Regions from separate parts of the Homo sapiens genome. Here region 2 is linked to region 1. The links are chromatin loops, found by intact Hi-C in ENCODE. Cell type or tissue: sigmoid colon. All regions are shown on one strand. Links, peaks and the distances in the headings refer to the core of each region. The heading gives the core; the rest is flanking DNA.

Region 1 (11,497 bases), core at 5,989-8,488:
GCAGTATTCCCCAAACTGTTGGATGGAAAAAAAATGGCAATATATGTTCTTTGAGAGAGAGAGAGAGAGAGAGAAGGGAAGAGAGAGAATCTCCATGGTCAAATAATTTAGGGAAATGCTCATACTGCATGCTATATCCCACTCTTGATGATTCTCAAAACACATTATAGCACAGGTCTGAGAAACCTGTCATTATTTAATTCAGCATTTCTAGTCAGTGAATAACAGAAAAATCTATTTTTCACTAAACATCTCTTAATTTCTTGAGAAAACTAGTATTCGTTAAAACATAGGACATATATTCCCCATTAACATAGCTGCTACTCAATTTAGAAGTGGCACTCCCTTTCAAGGCCTTGCATCACATTCTCCATGCCCACCAGCCAGTGGTACAGAATGCAATCACTTCTCAAATAATTCCTAAAGCAATGGTTTTATCACAGAATACTCTGATACAAAGACTTCTAAATGAATCCCAATGTTCTGTAAAATTCAAACTAGTCTCCTGACATGTCTGTTTTCCACACTCACTGATAGTCTCAGAACCTACTACAGTGCCTATGCAGACTAAGTGACCATGAATCCTTGCTCTAGGAATGAATGACTGAATGAACACTTCCACATGTCCTCTCTTTCCTCATCTGATTCATCTTTTAATTTTCTTAGACATGTACAATGTGTGTTCCAACTTCTACATCTCTGTTTATGTTACATGATCCCATATGCAACACCCTCTTCTCTACCTATTGAAATCCTGACCATCCTTTCAAGTCCGGATTCAACCCAGACTGCTACATGGAGAATGGCCTCATCCTCCTCTGACCTCTTATCCCCTGACAGTCAGTGCCAGAGAGTTTGATTCTCACATTTCCTAAACTAGTTTCCATGTTGGTCTTACCTCTCAATAAATGGTAAACTCCTTGAAATCTCAGACATGTTATAAACTACTTTTGTATATACCAGGATGCCAAGGTCCATAAGGAGTATTCAATGAAAAAATTAAGAGTATATTTTATTTAAAAGTTCAATGTATAACAACAATAGCTGGAAATTCCTGAGATTTCCAAACTGTACATTACTCAAATCAGTAGTTACAAGGACCAAGTTCTGAATAAAGAAATATTATCCAAGTTCTAAAGAAACTGTTCCCTCTGGCTTTAACCTCTTAGACTCCATTTTCTCATTTGGAAAATAGCTCAGTGGTATTGCTCTACAGGTATTGAAGGGGCAAGAAATACTGCTTGTAAACCCCCTGATAAATGAAGACTTTATCTCATACTCCTGGAAGCAATCCTGACGTCTTAAATTATGTAATCCTGGTATTACATTATATTAGTCTGGCCCATATAAAATGTAAGCTACAAAAATACCAAAGCTAAGAAAAAATATTTACTCATGCTTTTACTAAGATGCAGAAAGAGGATACATGCATTGCCAAAATTCCATAGAACATGCTCAAACTAAAGCAACAATGCCTTAGTTATTAAAGAAGGCAATAGCCTGAAGCAGTACTTAGAAATAAAGATTACTTCGTCCACGTAAGAGTCAATATTTAAGAACACAATGACTAATTCCCACTTCAAGTTCATGAAAACATTTCTTTTGAAGAACTTCTTTTCAGTTAAAAACTTTATTTGTGGTTCTCCTACCTGTAATCTATGAACCTAAGAATGAACAAAAACTTGAAACATGAAACTCTCTAATAGGCCAAAGTGTCAGTACAGACTTAATTCTGACTTTAGGAACATCTCAACCAGGGTTACACAAAACTTGTACTTTACCTCTCAGTCTCCAAAAATACTCATTTATCTACTCTGCCTAAAGAGTAGATAAATGATTGAATGTTAATTCTACAAACAACTCTGGAAAATGCATGAATGACACTCCAGACTATACCAAAACACTAGAGCTCTTAACTTACTTTCAAATCATTAATATTTATAATCTTATGATAATTAAAGCACCTCTTTGAGAAAATTAACTTCATACTTTAAATCAGAATCATCTGAATCCAAACTACTATTACTGTTGCTAACAGAAACTTCATTTCTAAATAATCGACTGATTTTTTAAAATGTTTTAGTTGAGCTTATTGTGAACTAAAAATAACCATTAAATTCTATCACCAGCACTAGCTCTGTGACCTTACACAAATTGCTTAACTTTTCTGCACCTCAATTTTCAGATCTGCAAAATGAGAATGAGACTGGATGACTTCCTAGGTCCTCTCAAAGATAAAAACAAATAATAATAATGGTTATTAGTATCATTTTAATTAAAGATATCAATGAAAGACATAAGCACACACTCTAGAGAAAGAGTTAAGTCTAGAGAAATCATAAGAATTATCATAAGCCTCAAAATCCTCTATCAATAGCACCAAACTATTATCAAACATAAGAGTTTTATAGAGATAAATGTTAAAAAAAAAAAAAGTTAACTTCTTGCTAGCAACACTGATATCCTTATTGGGGTAATTTCATTCATTCTCTACTTTCTAACCAGAAAACTAAGATTTCTACCTTCATAGTTTTACGACATTCCCGGTTGACATTAGAAACCTTGAGCCTTGCTCCTCTCCTCCCTCACCTCTGTCTACATGAGAACAGCGAGGGGCTCATTGAGGTAAATAACATTCATGCACCAAAAAATACACATCCTTATTGTCTTTTACCGTCCAGATAAAGAATCTTAAAGTCAACCCAAAACAAAATTCTCCTCTGGTTTACTCCTACCTTTCCTGCTAAAATCAACCTACTATGTGGGAGATTTGAGATTATTGGTCAACATTCAGACTTTGGGTGAAGTGGCTAATTTCCCAAAGAGTCTGACAAAATAAAATCTAAAGCCAACTCCAAAAAGGTGACACCCTGCCCATGAGGGAATCCGTTGTTTGGTGTGTAACAGCATGTGCTCTGCAGATGGAGCTCGCTTTGTGTTCTAGTTCTGCCACTTTCTGGCTGTATGGCCACAGGCAAGTAGCTAAACCTCATGAGCCTTAGGTCCCTCTTCTGTGAAATGAGGATGATACTGCCTACCTCGCAGAGCTGTGATCTCGGCTAAGTTAGACATGTATAAAGGGTCTGGCATGGCCCACGCACTAAAGAAATGTTACCTTCCTTCACAACTTCTCCTGTCCTTCTACACAACTGAACAGAGACTCCAGCACCACAGATAACTGCCATATTCTTCATCAGACTTGGAGTCCCCTAGGGCAGAGAGTATTTCTGATTTATCTTTGGATCCCAGTAACTAGCAGAGGGCCTGGCCCAGAGTAAAAACATAATAAATGCTTGTTCAGTGGAGAAAATTAGAACTGTTTGGGTTTGAGGATGTTAATATTACCCTGGCCGCTCACGCCTATAATCCCAGCACTTTGGGAGGCTGAGGCAGGCGATCACAAGGTCAGGAGTTCAAGACTAATCTGGCCAATGTAGTGAAACCCCATTTCTACTAAAAAAAAAAAATTTCAAAAAATTAGCCAGGTGTGGTAGTGTGCACCTGTAATCCCAGCTACTCGGGAGGCTGAGGCAGGAGAATTGCGTGAACCCGGGAGGCAGAGGTTGCAGTGAGTTGAGATCCTGCCATTCAACTCCAGCCCAGGCAACAGTGCGAGACTCTGTCTTGGGGGGGAAAAAAAAAAAAAAGAAAAAAAAATTACCCCGGCCACAGTCAAAAGAAAATTCTGTTTTTCAATTTGGCCAAATAGGGCTTGCTACAAGTTACTATGTAGTTCGAAGCAAATAAGCTATTCTGAATTCTAATAATTACATTCTCTAAAATATGAAAACCCAATTGCCCTGCAGCTTTCAATTTTAGTTTTGAGAATTCAATTCTTTCCCAAACAATAGCGTGGGTAACCACAGAAACTTGTGGAATCTCTTTTCCTAGAAAACATGAAGAACAGGAGAGAAGCCAGTCTGTCTGGAAATTGCTTCAAAATCTCTCTATAAGCACGATGCTGGACTGGATTAGATGCCCCTTGAAGGATCCTTCCAGACCTACACCACTAAAATGCTAAGAAAAATAACTAAAATAATTCTCTATCACTTATACCCTGGAAAATAAAATAAATACAATTTAACATCTCCCAACATAGTCACTAGAAACAATTTTACTTGGATCATCCCATGATTTTAGAAACACATTTTCTTCTTAAATTGTACTAAATTATCCTAAGCTATTAATTTGAATATGAGCTCTCTTTAATAAGACAGAATAGAGATTGTACTTAACACAGTAAACAAAACTATTATTTTGTTCCTCTTTCAATCTACCTGTTTCCATGTACCCCAAATCTACTCATTTCCCAATGCCTTGTAAAAAATACTACTTCCCCCCAACATATACTCCACTCAATTCTACCATTTATAAATTTCTAATGTGTTCATCACTCACATCACATTGTACAGGTGATTTTTATATGGTGTCTCCTATTTGTATCTGACTCACATGTAACAATTTTTGTCTTCCTAACTGAACTGTAAACTCCTTGAGTAAGATCCAAGTTTTATATTCTTCATGTACTCCCCTATTATGTTAATACTGAGTTCATGATAAGTGCTTTCAAATTCTCATTGGCTCACTGATTTAAGGTGGAGAGTGTGCAAAAGCTAGACAATGCTATACATTAAGAACCTGCATGAAGCTTTGGCAAAGCACACTCCAAGAAGTCAAAAATAAACCTTTTCTGATTGCTACATATTGACATGTATCATTTAGCTGGGACTCACAGCTGAAAGTTAATACACACAGGGGCTAAAAGGAAAGACCTAGAGCTAAGCGCCATATTAGTTTAGCTCCTGTCCTGTAAGAAATGAGGAGCTATGAAGCTGAGCTCACTCACATGGAGATGGAGGCTATTTTAGAAAACATGCATATTGCACAGGTTGCAGAGCTTTGCTGGTTCTGATTTTACATAAAATCAGTTCTTCATTCTGTCAGGCCAAGTCAGTCACGCAGCAATAAACAGAAAGGAAAAGAGCTTTAAAAGTTAAAATGTAATAATATTACTTTAAAAGCACAAGTGAAACTTCTGTTTTCTCATTCTTTAAAACCCAAAAAACACATCTAAAATAAGACTAATGGGTGCAAAAATTCAGTCATTACAGGTACCCTCTACACACTTACAAAGGATCCTCTGCTCCTTTCTTTATATATGAAACAGGAACTTCTTGTCTGTACTATGCGACAGGGACTGTTCTACGGCACTGGGAATACATCATTTTACCAAACTTACAATTCCAGTAACATTATGTAAAGCCTTACTTTAGTATTTTAAAAAAAGAAAAGACCTCAGGAATATTCCAAACCTTATTTTACAGAGAAGAAAACCAAAGCCCAGAGAGGTTGGCTATTTTGTCTCAGTTGATTATAGTGGTTATATTGTAACAAACGCAGGAGTAGAAACCAGATTTCTTATTTCTCCTCTAGTAACAAAATTTACTTATTCATTAGGCAATTATTCCTATATGCCTTCTATATGCCAGATACTATGCTAGACTCTAGGTACCCAAGAATGGTTAAGATACTGACCTTGTCCTCAAAAAGCACGGTCTTAAGAGCAAGACAATCAGATGAGTACAATCACAGAAGTGGTAACAGAAAGAAAAACCAAACTATATCTCTAATTGCCTAGGACTTCCAATATGTTAAAGAAAATGAACTTCTAATAGTTTGTTTTATCCTCACAATAGCCCTAGGAGTAGACAGCACAGATCTTATTATTCCTGGTATATAGATGGAGAAACTGAAGTGCAAAGTGGATAAGGGGGCCTATTAAGGTCATCTCCAGTGGCAGCAAAATGCCTAGAAACCAGGTTTGTTTACTCCAAGTCAGACCTTTATTTCCCATTAGATGGAAAAAGCAGATGTTCTTTTTATGTCCAGTTCCCTCTGACCAAGAACACACATTTCCAAATTGCGAGCAGGACAATCTGTGGTTGTGAAAGGAAACAACTGACTTGTGAGGTGTGTCACCGGCTGAGGTTAGTTATCCGGTGGATAAGTAACCAACCAAGATATCATTATTACTAGCCTTCTTAAAGTGCCCATTACGTACCCAGAACAGATGAAAAAGGTCCTTCCTTCAGAAAGTTAATATTGGAAGGAACAGGCATATAAACATTTAAACAAAAAGTGACATAATTAAACAAACTAAAACTAAAAGAACCATCACAAGCAACTGCAAATTTAAGACACTAAAGGTTTTGCAAAGCAAACCTAATGGGAGCTGCCAAGAAATATATCTTCATGGGTTAAACAGGGAACAGAAGCCTTGTACACATAATGGTCCATACCGATCTTCAGATTACTAAAATTAAAAGCTCTCACATTCTTCACAGTTAAAAACTTCTCATTCCTATTTCCTTTTTTCTAGAAATCTTATATATTTTGTAATCTTTCCTATCCAAGAGGAATAAATTTATAATGGAGGTTTCCATCATTGTAACTTTGGCAAAAAATTAAAATTGTATAGTATCACTGCCCTATTCTTCCTCCCTCAGATACAACCTAAATGAGGTTTTCTCATTTTCTGATCATTTTCTCCTATACATAGTAAAATGTATATATATTTATATATATATTCAAGAATCACTTCATAAAAAACAAAAAAAAATTTTCTTCAAGTTCAGTTTTAAACATTAATTTTACTTGTTTGATGACTTAATATCATATTTCATTTATACCAGTATTTATCAAGGCCTTATAACATGACCCAACTGTTTTAAACTGTAGCACACTGGAGAATTATTAACAAAATAGACAAAGCTAAGGAGAAACAAATATTAGTGATTTCAAGTTAGTGACAGGAAGAATTTCTTTAAGAACAGGCTAAAAAATAAAAATTATAATCATCCCTCCACAAGAGTAATGTTTTATTTATTTAAAAAATACTCAGTTAAAAAAAAAATTAAAAAGCTCTCTGGTATTGCCTGAACATGCTCAAGGGATTTATACTTACAGCCAGTTACCTTCCTTTTAAATATCTGGTGAATGTTACAGGGTGACAAGAAGCAATTTAAATGATAATTCGGAAATACCATAGTAGGTTTCATTAGAATTATCACTAGTACATCACAAAATGATTTCATATTTTTTTAATTCCTAAGATTTAGTTCCATCACACAAAAATGCATTTCAATAAACATTAGCTTAAAACTTAAATATGAAGCATAATGACTTTTTTAGGGAAGAAGGGAATAGGGCTTTGAATATAACTCTAGATCCTCAAGAGAAAGACCACTGGGCCAAACTGGATCCTAAATAAAGTTAAGGAAGTAATTAAATGTGCAGCAACAGTGACATCTAGTGTTAACAACTGCAAGTCAATTAGATTACCATTAAATCCTCTTAAGTGCTAAAAAACAACTATTCAAAGCTTTTCTTCTTTAAAAACAAACAGATCTTGTGCATTTTTATCTAAAAACTACCCAAAATCAAAATGGTTCCACAGGTTTCTTTTCAGGCATAACAAAAAAGCTGTTTTTTAAAGACAAAAACAAATTAGAGGTTAAACATAAAACTAAAGACCAAAAGTAAAAAGCACTGTTTATTTCTTGTGGTTAACACATATAGGTGCTCCTCTTAGTACAAGAGTTTAATGCAAAGGTAATGTGAGAGATGTTCTAATGAGAGGATCATAAACATTTAAACTTCCACCTATAAAATTAAAGATATTATACAAGCTAGGATAATATATACAAGTAAAGTTAAGACATTTCAGGACTACTTAAAGAAGATGCAATTAAAAAAAAAAAAACAAAAAAAACACTAGCTTTTGCATGGAGAAACAAGCTCTACATTTCACCCCTTGCTACCTTGCTAAATTTTTGTTGCTTTGAAAGGTCCACTTATTAAACAGTTGATATTTTTGCCCAAGGGTTTATAACTTGGCAGCATAGGTTAATTCATTACAGTATTTTTATAGTTTTATGCTCTAGATGAATCTATAACAGTAGGCACAATTTCAAAATTTGTTTTTGGCCAGGACAATATTGTATTTTTTAAAAAAAGTAAAGTTAGCCTTAAATGGAGCTTACCTATTTGTTTTGGAATGTTCATCCTTTGCCCTTTTAACTCCAAAAATTCTTGTGATCAAGGCACTAAAGAGAAGTGTGGATGAATTTCGCACCTAATGTACAAACGAAAACACAATAAGGCTTAAATATTCTTGGCATGAAACCAACGTTTACAATGTTCAAACTAGATAATTCAAAATCATTACCTAACTGGCTAGTGTGAGGCTAAAAAGACAGATTTGTGTTCATAAAATAATTTAAAAAAAAAACTTGACAGTCATCGATTCAATGACTTCAATTGAGCTCTACAACCCAATCACATGCACACAACACAGCCTTTTCCTATATTCCTAATATTACCATCAACAGTTTTCACTAATCTCTGCACTTAGAGCATCAAATAACACTTTTCTAAAAATTCATTTTTCTATATGCTTCCTGACAATGAAGATTGCAGTAAAACCTCAGCTCTTTCCATTTATTTTCTGAAATCATTTTACCTACGAGAAAATACTTATAAAACCTAACTTCAAAGAACCAGGCCCAGTGGCTTACACCTGTAATCCCAGCTACTTGGGAGGCTAAAGTGGAAGGACTGCTTGAGGCCAGGAGTTTGAGACCAGCCTGGGCAATACAGTAAGACCCCCATCTCAAAAAAAAAAAAAAGTATTTTTTTAGAGATTTTTTTGTTTGTTTTGCTTTTGACTTTTTGTTGTTGTTGTTATTTTTACAGCCATGGCACATGCCTATAGTCCCAGGTAGTCAGAAGGCTCAGGCAGGAGGATTGCATAAGGCCAGGAGTTTGAGGCTGCAGTAAGCTATGATTGTGCCACTGTGCTCCAGCCTGGGCAAAAGAGTGAGAACCTGTCTTTAAAAAAACAAAAAGAAAATCCAAAAATCCTAACTTCAAAGAATCCAGGTAATTAATATGGCTAAGAAAATAGTTAAATCCAAAATGTTGCTTATCAGCTTCACAATGCAAGTAACTTACCAAGTAATTTCAATACTGAAATTAACTGATAACATTAGTAAAGATAAGAGGCAGGAATTACCATGAATAAACACAAATTATTTCTCCAAGATGATAATAATCTTTTCCCTATCTTTTCCAAACCAATGTGTCAAGATGCTTTGGAAGAGCATAAAAGGGTCTTGACTGTTTTGGCACTATAGGCTTCCTCAATTACTCTGTAAAAATCGGTGTAGAGATATATATGTACTCACCTTGCTACAGTGTGTAAGGCCCTATACCAGCACCATGGATAAGATCCAGAAACAGAAAACACATACTTACTGGTATTACAGACCTTATACTCTAATTAAGTAAGTGACATAACCACATGGTGTGTTAAATAGCAATATAAGTAGAAAGATCACTAAAAGTAACGTTAAGATTTAGAAAACAGCTTCCTGAAAGCAATGCCCTTAGAGTCACAAGCTCAAATGCTCACAGGAAAAGTGAGTGACACAGGCAGCAGTGGACTTGGTCTAATGCAGTCAGTGTCAGCTGAGTTGCTGCCATGAGGAAATATAAGTCCAGTTTTGCCAGATCATCTGCTTTTTCAAGAGAAGCCAGGAACCCTGGTTTTTATGTGAAATCTATTTTGAAATGCTGGCAGGAAATTAAAGGAAAAAAAGAACCAAACACCATGAAAGCCAAATAAAACAGTGGTAGGCTAGTTTGTCCTACTGGCCACCAGTTTGTAACCTCTCCTCTAGAAGCCCAGAACTGACTCAAGTCATGCATGGTAGCCATAGAAGTGAACTTTACAGATATACTGGCACAATCCATATCAAAAATGCAATAAAACCCTAAAACTGAACAGATTCACTTACGTTCATTCAACAGCCATCAAACATCCAAGGAGGCCCTACTATGTGCCCTGCCTAATTTAATCCCCAAATAACAAATCAATCCATGCTGTTACTTTATCAATATAATCTCTGCCCTCATTCAGGTCTGGATTATCTTCTACCTGATCTAGTGAGGTAGTTCCCAAAGACTTTTAGGTCTAAGATGACTTGGTAAAGATATCTGGGACCTTCTCTCCTCTCAGAAATCACACAAAAACACAAAAAGAAAAGGAAAACAGAAACACAGACTCCATCTTGCCCTAAGCCATACTTTCTGACAAAGGCTGCCAGATGCAGTAAAATTAAAACAGGAGTGCCTGGAGATGTTGAGAAATGCACACCTTAAACAAAACTGTAGAGGACTATTTTACAAAGTGAATGGATACCCTCTGAAACAAAACTCCTTTGATTCAATAGACTGACGGCAGGAGACACATGTCTTTTTAGTAATATTAAGATGGACCAGACAGTTCTAATCCTATCTGCCTGATCCATCCTGATATGGTCTGAATATTTGTGTTCCCCAAAAATTCACATGTTGAAATTCTAACCTCCAAGGAGTTAGGTGGTGGAGGCCCTTGGGAAATAATTAAGTCATGGGGGTAGAGCTCTCACGAATGCGATTAGTGCCCTTATAAAAGAGGCCCCAGTGAGCTGCCTCACTTCTACCATGTGAGGACACAGCTAAAAGGTGCTATCTATGAACCAGAAAGTAGGCCTTCACCAGACACTGAATCTGCCACCATATTGATCTTGGACTTTCCAGCCTCCAAACTGTGGGAAATAAATTTGTGGTATTTTGTTATAGCAGCCCGAAGGGACTAAGATATCCCTTATAAAGTGCCCTCATTAGCGATCAATGATGATCATTACATTTTCCATTAGGTGCAGCAAAATCACGATATTCTATAGGCCTTCTGCATTAATCATTTACATCCTCAGAAAAACTTTATTTTTTTAAAGTTTTTCCTCATCTGCTATTTGGTTACCCTGTTCATCAGTTAGTAAAGAATTATTTCCATATATTGATCATTTTCAGAATAATTAGTTCATGCCATACCAACCTCCAAAGGTGACTGCATGATTGTTTTAAAATCACTTTTAAATTACTTTTTTAAATTGAGGTATAATTCACATATAAAATTTATTATTTTAAAGGATGCTATTCAGTGGTTTTTGCTATATTAACAAAGTGTGAAGCTATCACCACTAACCAAATTCCACAATATTTTCATTACCTCAAAATGAAACTCGGGAGCCGTTAGTCGTCACTCCCTATTCTCCTGCAGTAGGAAAGCACAATCTACTTTGTGTCTCTATAAACTTGCCTTTTCTGGATACTTCATATACATGGGATCATGTAGTATGCGGCCTTTAATGTTTGGCTTCTTTCACCTAGCATAATGTTCTCAAGGTTCCCCCATGTTGTAGCATGTATCAGTATGTTATTCCTTTTTTATGGCTTAATAATATCCCATTGTACAGATATACCGTATTTTTAAAATCTGTTCTTCATTTGACGGACATTTGGGCTATTTCCAATTTGGAATATTATGAATAATTTTGCTAAGAATATTCATGTACAAGTTTTTGTGTGAACATGTTTTCATTTCTCATGACTA
Region 2 (11,497 bases), core at 4,891-7,390, 400 kb before region 1:
ATGAGGCCAGTGAGGAGAAGCTGCCAAGCCACAGGCAGCTCTGGCCACATGGACCACATCTGCCTCTCTGGAATGACGGAGGGCACTGGGGCTCCCTTCCCCAGGCCTAGCCTTGTCCCTCTCTCCTCCCCTGGGCGGCCTCTGCTCCAGCCAGGCCCATTTCCTTACATGCCCTCAACAAGCCATTGTCAGACCTTCCCCATCGGTCCCCACCCAGCAGCAGACGTGCATTGCACATTCACTGCGGTGCCATGTGAATCAGGTTCCCATGAATAGGTGCCCTCACTGCACTCGCTCCACAGGTGAGGAAACCTTGGTGGAGAAATCGAGCAGCTTCCCTGAAGTCACACCACTGACAATCAATGGAGTCAGCATTCAAAAGACCCAGCTGATCAAACGGGATGCAATCAAGAAGCCAGCCAAAACCTGAGAGTGGGACTCCAGAGCCGGCCTCACCAACCCCTGATGGTCTGTTAACTCCTGCCCTGGAGCCGAGCATGTCCTTTGGTGGGAAACTATGGAGTGTGGTGGCCAAAGGCACTGGCCAAAGAGCCTAGCTGCCTGGGTTCCTCTTCCAGTTCCTCTTCCTGTGTGGATGCTTGAGTGCGTTACCCAGCCTTCTGTGCCTCAGTTCCCTCCTCTGTATCACATGAAGGTGCATGGATGGGACTAGGTGGGACAGGCACTCCCACCCACTCAGAGCTCCCAAGTCCAACTACCTCACGGAAGGCCGCCTTTGTCCTTGGCCCCACACTGGGTCCAGTCTGTCGCAGTGGAGTGCAGGCCTGTGGTACAATGCAAGGCGACCACATGTAGTTCCTGCACCAGAGAGAGCCATGGGATGGGGGGCTGAGTTAAAAACTCATAGACCCCTCATCAACACAGTGGCCAGCACATGTGCAGCCCTGTGCCAGGGACCCTGGAGCTTACCACCCATGCTCCTCCAGCCCATCTGGAGCTCCTGCCCCCAACCCCAGCACCCTATTTATCTATAGCTACTGCACCCTGGAATGCACCCTAATACATTTTCCTGGATCTCACCTGTGAATTTCCCCAGTTAGGCTGTGAGTACCCTAAAAGCAAGGACTCTAGTTTCCTCATCCTCCATCTTTGATAAAGGCTGGTCTGGCCGGGCATGGTGGCTCACGCCTGTAATCCCAGCACTTTGGGGGCCGAGGCAGGCAGATCACGAGGTCAGGAGATCGAGACCATCCTGGCCAACACGGTGAAACCCCGTCTCTACCAAAAAAAAAAATACAAAAAATTAGCCGGGCCTGGTGGCAGGAGCCTGTAGTCCCAGCTACTCAGGAGGCTGAGGCAGGAAATGGCGTGAACCTAGGAGGCGGAGCTTGCAGTGAGCTGAGATTGTGCCACTGCACTCCAGCCTGGGTGACACAGCGAGACTCCATCTCAACAACAACAACAACAAAAAAGGCTGCTCCAGACATCAGGCCCTCAAAACACACTTGAAATGGATGGAATTGGGTTTGGGGGCTTAGCTACTATAACTTTGGAGTGGTACGTTAAATATTCATTCTTACTAGAGGTGGAAAAAGGAACAGTATGGAGGGACTGGATGTGGACTTGGATGCAAATGTATGCAAACCACTGTGCAATGATATGCAGATGTGCATCCTGGATCTGTGGGAAGGAGTTCTATGACTTCAGAACCCTGGTTCTGGCGGGCTTTGCTCTCTGAGGGGCTCTGCCCCTGCTGGGGATCTTGCCATCTCGCATGGCAATGCTGACAGCTGGCTGCCGTGCGGCATTCTGGCGCCAGTGGAAACCATTTGGGGATCCATGTCATCTTCTGATCCTCGGTGAAGCAGCTCCCACCCACCAGGGCAGATGAGCCAACAGGAGGCTATAAAGACAGAGGCCTGCATGAGGAAAGGCTGGCGTGTAGCCAGAGCTGGAGGCTCCTGGGTTCCAGGGACACAGCTCTGGGGGAGCACGGAGCGTGGGACCAGGGAGGAAAGATCACACTTGGTCTCATTTCCAGCTCTCTGCTGTGGCCACCACTGGGGAGCCCATGGCTGCCTGACACTCCTCACCACCACTCCCAGCCCTAGGCCGTGCTGCCCACCAGCCGTCAGCCAGTGCCCTGCATGGCAGGCAGGCCATGGTATCTGGGAGAGCTAAGGGCTTCCTAGCACTGTAGCCACCATGTATGGGGCACCCTCTCTGGCCAGGCACCGTGACCAAGCACTTTAACCATATTATATCACTTAATCTTTGACAGCCCCACCAGGTAGGCAGTACTCTTACGATCCTTATTTTATGGATGAAGAAACAGAGGCCAGGGTCATCCAACCTGCAAATGGTTGAGCCGGGATTCAAACCCAAAACTGTTAGACTCCAAAAGTGGCCCTCTCAACTGCCACTTCCTGCCTCCTCTCCCACACCACAATGGCCACTGTGTACCCGGTTCCCATGAGGGACATTTGGGGAGGGGGACAAGTCCAGGGTTGAGAGGGGGAAAGTTCCAGTGTAGTGCTTGGGGTTCCCCGCCCCATGCAAGGTAAGGTAAGCTGGCAGCCACCTAATTGAAACACACACCCCCACCACACCCCCGCCACACCCCCCTGCCTCACCTAGAATGTCCCCCACTCAACTACTGCAGCACCTGGAGTCCTGCCATTAGAACCTCATGCTTGTTTTAGAGAATGCTTTTTCTGTGGGACAAGAGCTGTTGTCTTTAGTCTCCTATTTTAAAAGACAAATCCTCTTGGAAGGCAGGAGAGGCTGAGGTCAGCAGGGAGGTCCTAGAGAAATGTATGCAAAAGCCAGGAGGGCCCAGAAGGCAAATTCTGTGATCAAATTCAGTGATGTTATGGCCCTGGGATGAGGATGACAGTGAGGGTGACCCTTGGCACCCTACCTAGGGCACCTGGTACTCTTTCCCACCAGTTGCACATCATATTCCACACCCAGCAGACCCTCAATCAATGGCATTCTAATTAGTCATAGCAGGAGGGTAACCCTAAGAGATGTAGCAGAACTGCAATTTTCACCCCACTTTAGAGTCCAGGAAACTGAGGCCTAGAGAGGCTGTGAGTAGCTCCAACTTGACAGTGGGTCAGAGAAGAACCAGATCAGTACTCAGGAGTCCAGAGTTGGTGGTTGGAGGGGGTGGCGTGCAATGAGAGGCTGGTGGGTGGGGTCATGCATGGCAATGCAACCCTGGAGGCCCCATCTCCTTCAGAGAAGTCAAGGTGGTGAGGTCAAGGGGAAGGGGAAGGAGGACAGGAGCAGAGAGGTGATGTGAGGGAAGCAGGGTGGGCTGGCAGGGGCCGAGAACCCCAGTGCCTGGGAATCTTCAGGGGCTCTGCGAGGCGGCCCAAGGCCGGGGTTCCCACAGCGGCAGGTGGTCACCAAGCGGGCCAGGCCGGACAGGGCTGGCACCGACTCTAGCAGGGGTGGAGGTGCCAGCTCTCACCCGCCAGCCGGCCTGCCAGCTGGGGAAGCTTCATTAGAATTCCTCAGCCCTCCAACCCATTTCCTTCCTGGTGAACAGGACAGCTAATGGCCCCAGTTGCCTGCTGCCAGGGTGAGGTGGGTCGGGCTGGCAGCTTCAGGCCAGGCTGGGGGTAGCGGTGACCTCTAACAACCCAGGAAGCATGCCTCTCCCCTGCCCTGGGGGAGGGAGCAGCCCACAGTGTGACCCGAAATTTCCCCAAGTTAAAGACCATCTGCCTGTCTGTCTATCCATCCCCCCAGGGCCCAGGGGGCTGGTGAGTGTGGACAGACAGACACAGGCTGTGGGAAGCTGCAGTGATTAATGAGTGATGAAAACCAGACTTCGTCAGGATGGGGGTGGGGACATAGAAGCAGAGAGAGGTTGTCTGTTTTATGCTTGGCTCAGCTCTAAGCCCACAGCTCAGGGGAGGAGGGTGGAGGCAGCTGAGGGCAGTACTGGGCCCTGGCCTCAAAATCCCAGTCCGAGCATAGGGCCCCAGTTCATAGACACCCCCCTCATCCCCCAGTACCTCCTTCAGCCTCTGCCCTGGAAGGTTTCCCTAAGAGGAACTAGCTTTACTCCCAAATCCCAGGGACTTGCACTGGCCCTCAAATACCATCCATCCCAGAACACCCCAGAAGCCATGGGGAACAGCAGGGAAAACAGCCTCACCAACCCTCCAATCTTCTTGTCATGGGGCCAACGATTCTGGGGCCCAGAGCCTGAAGGTCCTCTCACCCTTCACCCCGACAAACACATGACCACTCCCACATTCCCAAACTCTGCCCCCAGGACCTGCTGAAGTCAAGCAGATTTTTCTCAAATGTCAAGGACAGCAAAAGCTACTTCTAAGAGGATTCAGCTCAAACCTCCAAACCTGCAAATAGACAGTCAGGATAAACCCAAGCAGGAGAGAGGCTTGCACAACCACTGCTTTTGGTCCCCACCCGACAGACACCTTGAGGGACCTTGGCAACATCCTCCTCCCCTGCCCGAAAATATTCCCACACTGGCCCATCTGCTCCAGGGCCTTGGATTCCACCATTCAACCCTGACCTCCCTTTGCAATACTGAACTCGAAGACTCTTGCCGAGGTTTCAAGTGTGTCCCCGCTCCCAGGGCCTGGGATCTGGCCAGGGAGGGCTGGAAAGAAGGAAATGCGCCACAGATGGAGGAAGTAGCTTCGGCAAGGTGAAGCACAAAGGCAAACTTTGCTGACAGAAGACTCTTGCTGCTGGCCAACCAGGCCTGCCTGTCATGAGAATCAAAATTGTTTTCTTTTGTCGAAAAAATATTTCCAAGGTAGTTCTTGTGTTGTGCTCAGGCACGTGGGTAAGGAAGCAATAGTGAGTGCTTCCTTCTTGCCTGCCAGGGACCTTGTGCATATCTGTTGGCTCATTGCATCTTAGAAACTCCTGAAGAAACTGAGGCTTGGGGAGGTTGCCTGCCCCCACGCACCCCTCAGGGACTAAGTGACAGAGCTGAGATCCCCAGTCGGCCAGACACAAAGCCCTCCTACTTTCTGAAGCCCCACCCTGCTGGGGAGGGAGAACTGGACGCCATCTGGGAAGAATTAAGGAGGTTTTTAGAAAAGGCCTCTGCAGGAATGAGAAAACCTTCATTAGGGCTTTTTAATCAATAAAGCAGGAACAAAACCTCCCTCCCTGCAAACATTTCTGGACTCCTAGGAGATGCCCAACTGTGCCCAACAAATGATTCAGAAAACGAGTATAAAATTCAAAAAATCCCCATCCCGACAAGTCAGAGAATGCTTTTTACTGGATGTTGGGGAGGGGAAGCCGAACCTCATGGCTCCTTGGATCTCAGTTCCTGTCTCTTGCCTTAACAGAGCCCAGACTTGTCATCTGAGAGGAAGGGGGAGGCTGAGGTCACTGCCCTTCTCTGGTTTCTGCCAAGAGCTCTGCTCTTCTCCAGGGAGGTGGCGGGGCTGGGATGGCTTTGTACCCTGCAGGCTCCAGCAGGATTGCATCTGCTGAGGTGCATCTTAGAAAGGGGAGTGTGAGATGCAGGTCCCCCACCTCTGGTGCTCCTGGCCAAGGCTGAGTGCCTGTGGTTCCTTTGTGGCCGTTCAGGTGGGAAAAGCGTTTGTGATACCAAAAAATCAGCTAGGCTCAGCCCTGAGCCGCAGCTGGGCACCTGCAAACCGAGGGCCTCACTTAGCCTGTCCCATCTGCAGAGGGAGTCGTCAGATGCTTCCCAAAGACCTTCTCAGGGTTAAATGAGAAAGTGGAGTATATTCGTTTTCTATTGCTGCATCACAAATTATTACAAAGCAGCTTAAACACTACCCATTTCTTATTTCACACTTCAGGTCAGAAGTCCAGGTGGGCTCAGCTATAGTCTCTGCTTAGGGTCTCACAAGCTGAAAATCAAAGTGTGAGCTGGCTGGCTCCTATCAGAAGCTCTTTTCCAGAAGCTCTGGGAAAGCATCTCCTTGCAAGCTCATTCGGGTTGTGGCGGAATTCCACTCCTGCAGTTGCAGGACTGAGGTGGCGGTCAGCCAGGGATCTCTATCAGCTCCTCGAAGCTGCTCTCTCTCGAGTCCTTTCCACATGGTCCCCTCCTTCTTCAAGTCATCAAAGATGTATCGAACCCTCCCTCACACTTCACATCTGTGACTTCCTCTCCTGCCCCCAGCCAGAGAAAACCCTCTGCTTCTAAAGGGCTCGTGTGATTCGATTAGGCCCCTACCAACTCATCTTTCTTTTCTTGGACTCAGAGTCAACTGATTTCTATCCTTAATGATGTCTTTGAAATCCCTTTGCCATATAATTTCACATGATCATGGGCTTGATGTCTTATCATGTTCAGGGGTTCGGATGGAAATATTGGGGGCCATATTTAGAATTCTGCCTACACGGGAAGCAAAAGTGCTTTGTCACCTCTAAAGTGCCAGACTTAGGCTCTCATTAGAGCCTAATGAGGGTCTAACCCTTAGGGAGGGTTTCCTTCCCTCTGCCCCAGGAGCGCAAAGGAAAGGGTGACACTGGATTAGGGGTGGCTGCCTGTGGCCCCTGCCCCTTCCCCTCCTCCTCCTCCTCCTCCTCTTGAGCCTACCTCTGGGCTTTTCATGACTTGGAGAGGGAGCCCTGTCTCAGGACCCCAGGACTTAATCTGTCCGTCACCTTCCCCTTCCAGATCTTCAGCCACTCCACACCCCCTGCAAGTTCCTTCCTGGGCTCTGCCCTTCCTTCATACTCTCTGGGTACCACTCCTTCCCGGGATCTACGACGGCGGTCTACACTCGCCTGCTCCCATCTCTGTCCACTGGAGCCTGGCGCCTACCAGCCCCCACTGCCTGAATCTGTTCTCCCTCCCTTATCCCAGTGGACACCTTCCAGGCCATCTCTGCCAGGCCTTCCTGTGATGGCAACCATAGAGTCTGTCTTGTACCTGCGGTATTATTCCCAACACCCACCCGGGTGCCAGGAGCATAGCAGACACTCTAGCAAACATTCGTCATTGTTTGTCTGCATCCACGTATCTATGTGGTCCACGTGCTAATGTGCTCCCCTGCCTGCCCCAAACCTGAGGATACGTCTCCTGCTGCCGCCTCAGCAAGTGACACCCATGTCACCCTCTCCCTCAGCCCGAGGGCAGTGACCACAGTGAGAGGAAGCATGAGTGTGGGTCCATCAGGATAAAAGGCCAGCACTGAGTCTGTTTCACGCCCCCTGCCCCCACCCCACCACACACGTGCACACACCACAGGCTCTGCGTTCTCCTTGGCCTAACGCTGGGGAGGGCAAGAGCCACCACCCACCAGCTTTCTACCCTTCACTATACCTGGGCCTCAACTCAGCTGGCCTCTCTAGGAGTTACTTGTGCTGGCCTTAATCTTTTTTCTTTTTTTTTTTTTTGAATCGGAATCTTGCTCTGTCGGGAATACAGTGGTGCAATCTCGGCTCACTGCAACCTCCTCCTCCCAGGTTCAAGTGATTCTCCTGCCTCAGCCTCTCAAGCAGCTGAGATTACAGGCACCCACCAACACATCCAGCTAATTTTTGTATTTTTAGTAGAGACGGGGTTTCACCTTGTCGGCCAGTCTGATCTCGAACTCCTGACCTCAGGTGATCTGCCCGCCTCAGTCTCCCAAAGTGCTGGGATTACAGGCGTGACCCACCACGCCTGGCCAATCTTTTTTCATTCCGTCCCTGCATTTAGGCCTATGTTCTCTTCCCCCAGAGACCCACCCACTTCCTCTTGGGGAGTCCAGCCGAGGACAGTGTGGCTTGAAGAACATTCTAATCCCAGCCCGAGAGCTCTGAGAGAAAAAATGACTACAAACCCTGGAATGTGAAGCCTGCTGCTTCCTGCAAAGCATTTTGAATGAAACACGTAACCAACAGCTGCAGCACAGAGAATGGAAACTCTGAGGAACGTCATGGCTCCAGGTTCCAAATAGCAGGGTTGTGAGCAGGACAGGCTCTTCATTTCAGCCCAACCTGGACACCCTCAGCAGCACCCCTCCCTGCTCTCCTTCCAGGAAGCGGGCCCGTCATGCCAAGGATGTGCCGCTGTTGCTCGCTTATTCCAAACACCCCCGGCCCCCAACACAGCCAGACATCCCCGTGTATAGGGGTGAGGCCCCCTTCCCACTCACCAGCCCCCAGAGACATTGAGGACACCCAAGCCCAGCCACTCTGCCCTCTCAGGAGCAGGTTAATGCATCCCTCAACATGACTCCCATCCTGGAACTCAGCCCCAGGCCAGGCTGGGCAGTGCCAGCCAATTCATGCAATGCAGGAAGATATCATTGCCAAAGCTGCTCTAGGGCAGACTTGGGGTGAGGGGGCAGGACAGAGAGCCCATGAGGAGCAAGAGGCCCTAGAATTGGAGAATTCCTGAAGATCACTCCTGCATGAAGGGGAGACATGCGAACATTTTTTCAACTTCTTTAGGGAGATATAACACACTCAGTAAAACACACTCGTCTTAATGGCGTGGCTTGATGAACTTTTACATACAAACACACCTGGATGAAATGTAGAACACTGCAAATACCCCAGAAGATTCCCTGGATCCCCTTCCCAGTCAACATTCGTCCCCCTCAGAGGTGACCGTGATTTGGAACTTCTCTCACCATCAATTAATTTTGCCTCTTTTTGAACCTCATTGAAATGGAATCACCAACAGCATGTGCTTTCATGACCAGCTTACCTAGTTCATCCTGTCTATGAGATTCATCCACGATGCAGACACACTAATGACCCCATGGCACCTCCCACACTCCAGGTGCTGTACCAAGGATGTCATGGTTACTTGTTTACACTAAGGCCTTGACATTGAACCCATTTTCCAGATAAGGAAGTTGGTTGAATCAGCAGTTCATTGCCACACAGTCAGGACTTGGAGAGACTGGAATTCAAACCCAAGAGAGAACCAGAACAGATTCTCTCTTCTATTTTCTCTTAACAAACTTACAGAGACCTGCCTCCATTATACCTAGAGATCTACAGCCTGGAATTTCCTCACAAGGGAGACCTGTTTCAGGGTTTTGTGCTCTTGGGAACCCAACAGGAGCACCCATTTTACTTTAGTCCCCTATTCCTTGGGGGACATGGGCAAGGCAGAAGAGGAGGGGTGAGCAGCAGGTGAGGAGGGGTGAGCAGCAGGTAAGGAGGGCGTCTCAGGAGGCCCAGACCCAGGCAGAAAAGGTTTCACAGGAAGAGAATGAAGAGGTTCATTCATTTAGTCAGCCAATATTTATTGAATGCCTGCTGTATGGCAGGCGCTGTCCTAGGCACTTACTTTTTGGTTATCTACCTGTATGTATCAAACCACTCTAAAATGCAGTGGCTTAAAATGGACAACAAACATTTATTATCTCTTATAACTTTATAAGTTGGCTGAGCAGTTCTTCCACTGATCTCACCAAGGGACTTTTATGCTGCTGCAGCCAGATGGCAGCTGGAACTGAAGTCATCTGGGAGCTAGACTGGGCTGGCTGAGTCAAGATGGTGGCCTCACATGTCAGGTACCCTGGAAAGAACCTGGAGGGCTGGGCTAGGCTGGGACTGGTGCATTGATGGGATTCCTTCTCTCCTGCTGTCCTGTATGGGCTCCTCCTTCTCCATGTGGCCCTTCCACATCTCCTCTTCATGCGCATTTCTCCAAGAGGGTATCCAGACTTCTTACATCACAGCTAAGGGCTCCCAGAAGTAATAAAGTGGAAGTCACCAAGCCTTATTAAAGTTTAGGACTGGCAATGGCTTGGCACCACTTTGGACATATTTTGCTGCTTAAGGTGAATTACAAGCCTGGACCAGATTCAGCACGGGAAGGAACTCTAGAAGGGAATGAATATCATCCAGGGCCATCTTTGGAGAGTAGCGACCACCCCCCCAAAAAGAAAATCATTGTCTTTTTTCATTTATTCAACAAACATTCACTGTCAGGCACATAGTTCCTTCTTAAATAGAGTACACTTAAAGTAAACACCACTTTTGTTTGACTCACTATCATTCAAGATACCAGCCACTGAGAAGCTCTGTAAAGGGTAAATAGCATTCATTGAGAGTTTACTGCATACCAGACCCTGAGCTCAGTGCTTTACAAAGTCTAACTCATTTACTCCTTACTTGTTTTCCCTCCTTTGAAGTAGGTATTATTGTTTGTCCTGTTTTCTAGATCACTTAGAAAAGAGGTTATGTATTGCTGAATAACAAACCACCTCCAAACTTAGTGGTTTAAAACAACAATAATCATTTATTATCATTCATGGTTTCTTTGGATCAGCTGGGAAGTTCTGGCTTGGGGTCTCATGAAGCTGTAGTCAGACTGTGACTGAGGATAGGATCAGTTTCAAGGCTTCTTCACTCACAGGTCTGGTGCCTGGGCTGGGAGGACACAAACAAGCGGAGGCTGCGAAAGCCAGGGTCTTTCAGGCATCTCTCTATCTGTGTGGTTTCTCCACATGAGCTCTCCAACATGGCAGCCCCAAAATAGCTGGACTTTTTTTTTTTGAGACGGAGTTTTGCTCTTGTTGCCCAGGCTGGAACGCAATGACACGATCTTGGCTCACTGCAACCTCTGCCTCCCAGATTCAAGCAATTCTTCTGCCTCAACCTCCCGAGTAGCTGGGATTACAGGCGCCCACCACCATGGCTGGCTAATTTTTTTTTGTATTTTTAGTAGAGATGGGGTTTCTCCGTGTTGGCCAGGCTGGTGTCAAACTCCTGACCTCAGGTGACCCGCCCACCTTGTCCTCCCAAAGTGCTGAAATTACAGGCATGAGCCACCGCGCCCGGCTATAGCTGGAGTTTTTTACATGGCCACTCAGCAATCCAAAGGCATATATCCAGAGAGACAGAAGCTGCGTCACTTTTCCTGATCCAGAACTTGGAAGCCATGCAGTGTCACTTCTACCTCATTCTATTTGTTAAGGCAGTTAAAAAGGCCTGCCCAGGTACAGCAGGAGGGAGAAACAGTTCCATTTCTTGATAGGAAATGGGTCAACAATCTGAGCCATATTTAAAACCACCATAGTCTATCCTCTGGACATAAATTATTTACATTCCTTTCACATACAAAATATACTCATTCCTTTGCAAAGATCCCCCAAAATCTCATCTATTATGGCATCAGATTTAGGCTAGAGAGGTCTAGGATCCCATTATATCAACCATTCAGGTATGGAGGAAGTTCCTCAGATGTAATTCCTCAGGCACATTTCCTTAAGTACTATTCCTCTTTATTCAGAGACTTGTGAACTAAAGAGACAAGTTATCTGCTACTGGACCGCATGCAGTGGCTCACACCTGTAATCCCAGCACTTTGGGAGGCCAAGGCAGTTGGATCACCTGAGGTCAGGAGTTCAAGACCAGCCTAGCCAACATGGTGAAACTCTCTCTCTACTAAAAATACAAAAATTAATTGGGCATGGTGGCAGGCACCTATAATCCCAGCTACTCAGCAGGCTGAGACAGAAGAATCGCTTGAACCCAGGAGGCGGAGGTTGCAGCAAGCCAAGATCACACCATTGCACTCCAGCCTGGGCAACAAGAGTGAAACACT

What was found. A loop is a pair of places that touch in the nucleus more often than their neighbours do. Peaks named below come from ENCODE experiments on the same cell type or tissue, not always from the same donor. Only the 100,000 strongest peaks of a DNase experiment are listed, where the experiment ranks them.
Region 2: a loop joins it to region 1, with 3 times the contacts of the local background. A loop is called at or near these places in 3 of 110 quality-filtered maps.

The regions. Positions count from the first base shown.
Region 1 is chr2:43,477,192-43,488,688 of GRCh38, forward strand. It overlaps THADA (THADA armadillo repeat containing), which reads right to left. Exons shown (of 38, transcript NM_022065.5): 26 at 8,043-8,134. Among named protein-coding and RNA genes, the nearest start is that of THADA, 110 kb to the right of the region's middle. In sigmoid colon, for the core only: a CTCF peak has its summit at 7,324 (motif pointing left); no DNase peak of the experiment used is centred there; H3K27ac peaks cover 91 bases.
Region 2 is chr2:43,078,890-43,090,386 of GRCh38, forward strand. All of the region lies in intron 2 of LOC107985876, which reads right to left. LOC124907756 (a long non-coding RNA gene) reads left to right here. Exons shown (of 2, transcript XR_007086299.1): 2 at 303-5,211. Among named protein-coding and RNA genes, the nearest start is that of LINC02580, 18 kb to the right of the region's middle. RefSeq lists enhancers at 1,574-2,276, 4,519-5,285, 5,286-6,052, 7,602-8,141, 8,142-8,680. In sigmoid colon, for the core only: no CTCF peak of the experiment used is centred there; DNase peaks (open chromatin) are centred at 5,362 and 5,952; H3K27ac peaks cover 2,263 bases.